2 separate regions of the Homo sapiens genome follow, and region 1 is linked to region 2. Evidence: chromatin contacts called from ENCODE Hi-C or POLR2A ChIA-PET data. All regions are on one chromosome and are shown on one strand. Each heading gives the region's core, a stretch centred on a gene start or an enhancer-like site at or near the end of the contact. The rest is flanking DNA. Distances are from core to core; before and after follow the strand shown. Region 1 holds the start of ACOT9 (acyl-CoA thioesterase 9). Region 2 holds the start of PDK3 (pyruvate dehydrogenase kinase 3).

Region 1 (4,201 bases), core at 1,659-4,158, 720 kb before region 2:
AAGTGCTGGGATTATAGGCGTGAGCCACCGCGCCTGGCATGTAATGGTAACTTTTCACTACATTTGGTATCCTATTTACTGATAATCTGATGGAAACTGTGGACCTCGAGCGGGCGTGGGAAGGGTTGGAATACATTTTTGCTCACACACACAATGGTATATACTATTTCAGGAGGTGCACAGACCCTTTTTGTACCCTCAGATCCCCCTATATTTGAAGATTCTGATTCAAACCAACCTCCTTAAGAAACTGAGGCCCCAGTTTCAGACGACTTTCCCCCAGTGCCAGTCAACAGGCACACCAGCAGAGTCCAGATAGAGCCCAGTTCTTCCGATCTCCCCCAATACATACACACACACACACACACACACACACACACACACACACACACACACCGCACTGAGGTGGAGGAGGTGGGAGAATGGTTTTAATCAATACTCAACACTTCAGTACCTCAGGGTTACTGGCTTATCTCCTGATAAGCCCTCAGGAGTCTTACTTATAGCAAAACCTCTAGGCCTTTACTGTGGAGAGGCCTTTGCAACACTCAAATCCCAGGACCTTGTAACTGAACCTTTCCAATCAAAGGAGATCAAGAAACTCAAGGCGGGGGGAGTGGGGAGGGACAGCATTAGGAGATATACCTAATGCTAAATGACGAGTTAATGGGTGCAGCACACCAGCATGGCACATGTATACATATGTAACTAACCTGCACATTGTGCACATGTACCCTAAACTTAAAGTATAATAATAATAATAATAAAAAGATGATTATTACAAAAAGACAAAAGATAACAAGTGTTGGTGAGGATGTAGAGAAAAGGGAACCCTCGTACACTATTGGTGAAAATGTAAACTGGTACAGCCATTTTGAAAAATAATGAGGCAGTTCCTCCAAAAATTAAAAATATAACTACCATATGATCCAGCAATTTCTCTTCTGGACATATATCCCAAAGAAATAAAAAAAGTATTTCAAAGAGAAAAAAAAAAAAGAAAACTCAAGGCCTCCATGGCCTACCTGGGGAGTCACATAACTCACCCTGGCTCAGCCCTGGGTCCCAAGCTTACAGCAGTTGGCAAGGAAGAGTGTTCAGTGCAATAACAGGCAATACCACTCATATGCCCTCCACTCTGAGGAAATAACCTCTATTTAGAGACTAAACAAAGGTGCCTCTTGCAAGTCTAAAAAAGAAAAGAAGCTACAAAGGTTGCCCACCAGTCAAAGAACCTAATCATCTCAGTCTATATTCATTTGTGAACTCCTCCTCTCACTAGACACTAAGAGATTATCCGCTTAAGGTTCAATAGTTTTTTGTTTGAGACAGAATCTCACTGTGTTGCCCAGGCTGGAGTGCAGGGGCGCGATCTCAGCTCACTGCAACCTCTGCCTTCCGGTTCAGGCGATTCTCCTGCCTCAGCCTCCAAAAGTAGCTGTGACTACAGACATGCACCACCACTCCCGGCTAATTTTTGTATTTTTAATAGAGACGGGGTTTCACCATGTTGGCCAGGCTGGTCTCGAACTCCTGGCCTCAAGTGATCCATCCACCTCAGCATCCCAAAACGCTGGGACTGCAGTCGTGCACCACCACACCCGGCCTCAATAGAATTTTCAAGAAAGGAACACAGGGTTATAAGAGAAAGCACCTGAACAAGACCATGGAGCTTTTGTAGAAGACCTTTCACATTGCAAGCTAAAGTCAACTGTGGCCCCTCTCATAATGACTTTCAGTCTGCCTTCAAATAGTTTAACAAAGGTTTTTTGTTTGTTTTTAAGTACTATAAACAAGACAGAACCCTTACAACTGATAACAAAGTCCCCAGGAACAGTGAGTGAGTGAGAGAGAGAGAGAGAGAGAGAGGGAGAGAGAGAGAGAGAGAGATATCCAGGACCCCCAAGAGAATTGATGGGGTTAATGTGAGTCAAAAGCACTATGAGTCACATCAGGGGGACAGGCCCACTGGCAGCGAGATAACTTCAGAAACTGGAGCAGGTGTGAGCCCCCTGGGATGCAGCCAGGCAGAAAACTTGGAAAGGGTGGCATGCTCGGGTGAAAGGGATTAGGGAGAGCTAGACACGCTCTGGAGTCTAAGGCCCTCAGGCCTTAACTGTGCCAGCTGGGAAGATTACATATACAAAAAGGCATCCTCCCTTACCCACGTGGCCCAATCAAAGCACCCAGCCTCTTATAAGGGCTTTGCGGCTCATTAAAGTTAAGTTCAAATTGGCACCAGGGTCCTAGACGCACAGTCCTAGGGTCCTGGGAGCCAAAAGGTACCCTGTAATCTCTGCCAATGTTACAACAAACTTAAGTAAGAGCCGAAGTAGGTCAAGCATTTAATCCTAAAAATGTTCTCCAAAGGAAGATGAAGGGCTAGAGGTAACATAGAACTCCAAATATTATCTTTCTGACAAGGGGCTACCCCGACGCGGCTACCAACCACACCCCGGATGAGCAAGGCCAAAGGAATTTTAGGGAACACCCAACTTCCTCCCTTAAAAGTGCTGCTTTGCTTTTAATATCAAACTCAGTGCTAGAAGTCGCCAAAGTGGGGGCGAGGTTCTCCCAACCAAAGGCCGGCGGGCTTATGTCCGGTCGGAGGTACAGTGGGCGAGCGCCCCTTATCATAGAGCCCAAATGCCCATGCGTGGCCCACTTCTTCCGCCGGGGCCAGCCCGAAGCTCTAGGGGAAGACGATGGCACCCCAGGCTACCGCCCTGCCAGCCCCTTCCACGCCCCGCCACCTACCGCAGTGCTGCCCGCCTCATTGCGCTAGGCTGCCGTGCGCGCGATGGAGAACCGGGCCCCGCGCGCTAGTCGGCGGAGGGAAACTGAGGCGATAAAAGACGCACGAGTACCAGACCGCGCCCTTGCTGAGGACAGCCCGGGAGCCGGACAGCGGTGTCCGGGGGCGGGACCGCGGCGTCCAGGGGGCGTGGCCGCGCTGTGCCGGGCGGACCCTACCCGTTCATTGGCGGGAGGCTGGAGTCCGCCTCTGCGGAGCTTCCCACTCAATCAGTTGTGCGGGTCGTGTTGCTACAGCGAGGACCGGCCTATTCTCGGTTGAGTAAACGAACCACGCAGCAACGCCAGGGCGTGACGTCGAGAAGAGGCCCGGCTCTGCCTAGTGGAGCTTGTCTCCTTTATCCTTGATCCCCGCGCCTTGGCTCCGTCTGTTCTTCCCCTTGGCTGCACATTGGAATCTCCTGGGCAACTTTCCAAAATACTGATACTTGGCCGGGCGCGGTGGCTCACGCCTGTAATTCCAGCACTTTGGAAGGCCTAGGCGGGCAGATCACCTGAGGTCAGGAGTTCAAGACCAGCCTGGCCAACATGGCGAAACCCTGTCTCTACTAAAAATTCAAAAATTAGCCAGGCGTGGTGGCAGACGCCTGTAATCCCAGCTACTCGGGGGACAGGCACGAGTATCGCTTGAACCTGGGAGGCGGAGGTTGCGGTGAGCCGAGATCGCACCACTACACTTCAGCTTGGGCGACAGAAGGAGACAATGTCTCAAAAAAAAAACAACAAAAAACTGATGCTTGAGACCCACTGGCTGGAGATTCTAGTTTAGTCCTGGGTGCGGTCTGGGCTTCGGGATGATGTCTAAAGATGCCCCCAGGTGATGCTAATGTAACCAAAGGCTAAAAACCACTGACCTAACAGGAAAAAATTGTTCCTCTCCTCTTCTCGGCCTGACCCCCAATGTTTGATATCTTGGGCGAGCTAGAGAGATTCAAGGCCAGAGAGTTTAAGATTATTTCACCCTACGATCTAATTCTCCATTTCTTTCAACGAATTATTATTGAGCTGTTTGCATTGTGCCAGGCACTATTGCAGAGGTTGGGGTTGCAAAAAGAAAAAAGGACAAAAATCCCCGCCCTTAAGGGGCTTGCCTCTTGATAAGGAAGGAAAACAAATCAACAAACAAGTTAGCAAATAACATGATCTCAAATATGGTAAAGCGGTTTAAAGGGGAAATAAGGTAACGAGTGGGGATCTTTTGAGAATATAAGCAAGTCTTGCTTTGCCTCTAAATACGGCAATTTCCTAAAAGGCAAGGGCCATATGCTTTTTCGCAATACCCCATACTTAGTAAAAATGTATTGATTTGAATTAAGCTAGCTTTCTGTTTTGAATCACTTCATGAGTTACACATGGAGCATGGTCTTCGGCTTTCTCTTTCTACTGA
Region 2 (3,766 bases), core at 560-3,059:
TAAGTTGTTAGTATGTCTTTTTTAATGCTTTGATTTAATTTGAATGGAAAAGACATGGTAGTCTACATACTTCTACCAAGATGAAGATGACCAAGATGTTCTTGAAAATCCAAAAGTCTAGAAGACCACTGGATGTCTTTTTTTTTGAGATGGAGTCTTGCTCTGTCGCCCAGGCTGGAGTGCAGTGGCACGATCTCGGCTCACTGCAAGCTCCGCCTCCCAGGTTCATGCCATTCTCCTGCCCCAGCCTCCTGAGTAGCTGGGGCTACAGGGGCCCGCCACCACGCCCGGCTAATTTTTCGTACTTTTAGTAGAGCTGGGGTTTCACCACGTTAGCCAGGATGGTCTCGGTTTCCTGACCTCGTGATCCGCCCGCCTCGGCCTCCCAAAGTGCTGGGATTACAGGCGTGAGCCACCGCACCTGGCCGAGGTCTTTTACTGTGTATGTTACTTTTCTTTACATTCAGAGTAGAGATGCAACTATTTTATTAAGCAAAGAATTGGCTGCATAAACGTCCACTGAAGGCACAAAAGCTAAATAGCTACCCACCAATAATCTCATTCAGTGAGAAAACTAGTCCAATCAGAGACCCAAGGAGTGGCTTCCAGTCACATTTGTACCTTTCCTTAAAGAACATTCTTCCTGTCCTTTTAGTTACATATGTTTATGTTTACATATTGCCAAAAAAAAAAAAAAAGCCAAGGTTTGGTGGAAATGGCTAAAGTAAGCTGTACTTTATTCACTCATAATAGGAAATAACAATTTCATATACTGAGCCCTGAGTTCAAGTTCACTTTTTTTTTTTTTTGAGAGGGGGGTCTGGGTATGTTGCCTAGGCAGATCTTGAACTTTTGGGCTCACGTGATCCTCCCACCTCCGCCTGCAGGGTCGTTGGGACTATAGGTGCATGTCACCATGCCAGGCTCTCAAGTTCACTTGAGATAAAGAATACCCAACACTGTGTAAGCATAGACTCCTGTCCAAAAGTGGTGGTGAAGCGTGAAGGGGGCTGTCCTATGGTGGTGGTGTAGAGAAGGGGTATGAAAGAAAGTGCCAGTGACCTTACATTTGATCCTTTCCAATGGTAGTAGTGGGGTGGGGGGGTATGAAACAGAGTCAGTGACCTTGCAATTATCCTGTCCACTGGCATTGGGGAGGTAGGGGGTGTTATTGACCCTTGACCTCACAATGGATCCCGTCCAACGGTGGTGGTGGGGGGACATGAAATGCAATCAGTCACTTAATCTTGTGCGGGAAGGAGGGGAAAGGAACCACGAAAAAGAGAATCAGCGAACTAACAATCCAGTCCAAAGGTGTTCCAAAGGTGTTCTCTTGGGAGTCAGGCAGGGAGGTGGGGGTGGGGCTGGGCCACGAAACAGAGTCAGTCTAGTTAGGCTGTAAAATCTAAGTGTCAGGATGCAGCGAACGGCAAGTCCTCCTCCCGGAAAAGGCGCCTGCGGTTGAGAAGGGTCTTGAGCAGCGCGGAGGATCGGATTCCGGGCTCCTGGCCTCTTCCCGGTCCGCGGGCACCTCGGCTACCTTTCGGCAGCGGAGAACCCAGCCAGAGGCGGAGCTGAAAGCGGCTGCACTTGCTGGGCTGGGCTGAGTCCCATGAGCCAGGGAGGGGGGTCTCTGGCGCCGCGCCCGGACAAAACACAAACGTCACAGAGGCAGCGGCGGCCAATCAGTGGAGGGCGCGCGCGGCCGCGTGCCCCTCGCGCTCCTCGCCTCCCCTCGCGCGCCGCGTACGTGCAGCAACCGACTCCGCCCAGCGAGGCGGAGCCTAGGGAAGCCGCGGGCGGCCCGCCGCTGTCCTGGAGCTGCTGCTGCTGCTGCGGCGGCTGCACCGGCGGCGCCGAGGCCGAGATCGAGGCCGGGGTGCGCGCTTCGCAAACGTGCCCTATCCGTGCGGCTTGGCTGCGCCAGCCCTTGCGGCCACCCGGGCGTCTAGGCGGGTCTGTGCGCCGCCCGGGCGAGGATGCGGCTGTTCCGGTGGCTGCTGAAGCAGCCGGTGCCCAAGCAGATCGAGCGCTACTCGCGCTTTTCGCCGTCGCCGCTCTCCATCAAACAATTCCTGGACTTCGGTGAGTACGGGGCCAAGGGTCCCCATGGGCCCGGGGCCGCCGCCATTCGGGCTGCCACCCCGGATCTCCGCAGCTTCGGGGTAAAGTCTGTGGGAACCGCAGGCGGGGCTAGGGAATATCCGGGGGGCTCTCCTGGGGCTCGGATTTCGGGGCGCGGAGGGGCAGGGCCTGGCCCCCTCGCACCCAGCCTGGGACTTACCCGGAGACACAGAAACGGCGTCTCATTGCAGGACCCTCATCGCAGGCGAGACTCCCCAAACCTGCGGTCGTTAGCTTCAAATCTGCTTGACACAAACCTCACAGCCCTTAAAACTTCAGAACGAGATGTGGGTGGCTTTTTAATGTTTTTATTTTTAGAATTTTTTTTTTTTGGTTGGGTAAGAACTGTTTAGAAATACCTTGAGGTTGAATAAATTATGCAATGGCATTTTGTTCCTTTTCTGCTCTAAGGTGTTGCTGTGTGGCTGGAGTGGCAGGACTCGAACTGTTGTCTTCATCAGGTTATGTTAAATCAGTTAGAGGCCTGGCCTGCAGACGCCTTAGATGCTTGGGAAGAGCGGACGTCTGGGATCCTAGCATCAGAGCAGGGTCTAATACAACTCTGGCTTTAGTGCCAGCACCTTTCGTTTCTCTTCTCCATTGGTGTCCCACCCACATTCTCCCTGTCCGGTGGGCTGGTGGGCGGCTTTCACGGATTGAGGTGGGACCAAAGAAGATTCGGGTTCCCAGCCTGCCTCAGGCCTAGCTGAGATGGGAATAGATTCCACCACCTTCTGTTAACTGAATCATGTTTCCCCAGAAAACGAAGGAGCTGGTTGTGAAACACCTAAAAGTAAAACGCATGCATTGAGGTATCAGAATGGAACTCAGCATCCCTGGAGGAAAATCAAATCCAGCAGCAAAGATGTTCTAAGCTCTCCAGGGGAAATCGTAGGGTGTCTGTTCATTTAATGAATTTTATGTAAATGTCAAGGGTGTCAGTGATAGTGTCAGTTGGGCATAAAAACTAAAGTGCAGAGTAGGTAGAACATTTGAGGAAGACCTGATATGCAAAAAGTGATGTCCATACTTTTTTTTTTTTAAAAGCTAGGATAGGAAGAGAGGAATAGGTTAAAGTTGAGACCAAATTAAAATTTTAGAAGCCAATTTGCCAGAGAATGATGATGAAAGTCAAAGTTCAATGACACGTTGATTTCTGCATCTTCAAACTTCACTCCCAAAAGCTATTGGTAGTTTTACTTACTATCTCGAGAATTGTAGAGGTTTGAGGCAGTTTCTGACTTTAGAGTTTAGAAAATGTTGCTATTGCTATAAATATAGGCAAGTTTTCCATCTTTATGGTTTAGGGAAGATTCTGAAGGTATCAGCCTTTCATTAGTGTAAACTGAAACAGGATAATTCACAATAAAAGGAACAAAAGGAATCCAGAAACTCCCAGTTCTTTCCACCCTCAAAGTTTAAGTGATAGCTCCAATAGCCAGCCAAAATTTTGGTTAGTTGATTTCCATAGCAGCTAGTGTCTACCCGTGTTAATAGGTATTTTGGTAAGGATGTTATGTGAGTAGGAAAACCACAGTGGAGGATAGTGTTATCATGGAAAACCTGTGAGGCCAGTATCTGGAAACAAATGTTCTAATTCTGGCTCTGCCACTAGCTCAGAATGTGGCCTTGACTAAGTGAC

The links. A loop is a pair of places that touch in the nucleus more often than their neighbours do. ChIA-PET counts read pairs that join two places held with the same protein, here RNA polymerase II (POLR2A). Pooled maps may share reads with other maps.
Region 1: a loop to region 2 is called in a pooled map, with 5 times the contacts of the local background. The contact joins the promoter of ACOT9 here to the promoter of PDK3 in region 2. A Hi-C loop is called at or near these places in 1 of 37 single-sample maps with no recorded cell type and 8 of 50 pooled maps. POLR2A ChIA-PET finds 5 or more read pairs at or near these places in 1 of 52 experiments (GM12878).

Annotation. Positions count from the first base shown.
Region 1 is chrX:23,740,368-23,744,568 of GRCh38, forward strand. It overlaps ACOT9 (acyl-CoA thioesterase 9), which reads right to left and starts at 2,909. Exons shown (of 16, transcript NM_001037171.2): 1 at 2,758-2,909. The coding sequence starts at 2,777. RefSeq lists an enhancer at 2,439-2,488 and a silencer at 2,759-3,078.
Region 2 is chrX:24,463,477-24,467,242 of GRCh38, forward strand. PDK3 (pyruvate dehydrogenase kinase 3) reads left to right here and starts at 1,810. Exons shown (of 11, transcript NM_005391.5): 1 at 1,810-2,085. The coding sequence starts at 1,980. RefSeq lists a silencer at 1,551-1,870.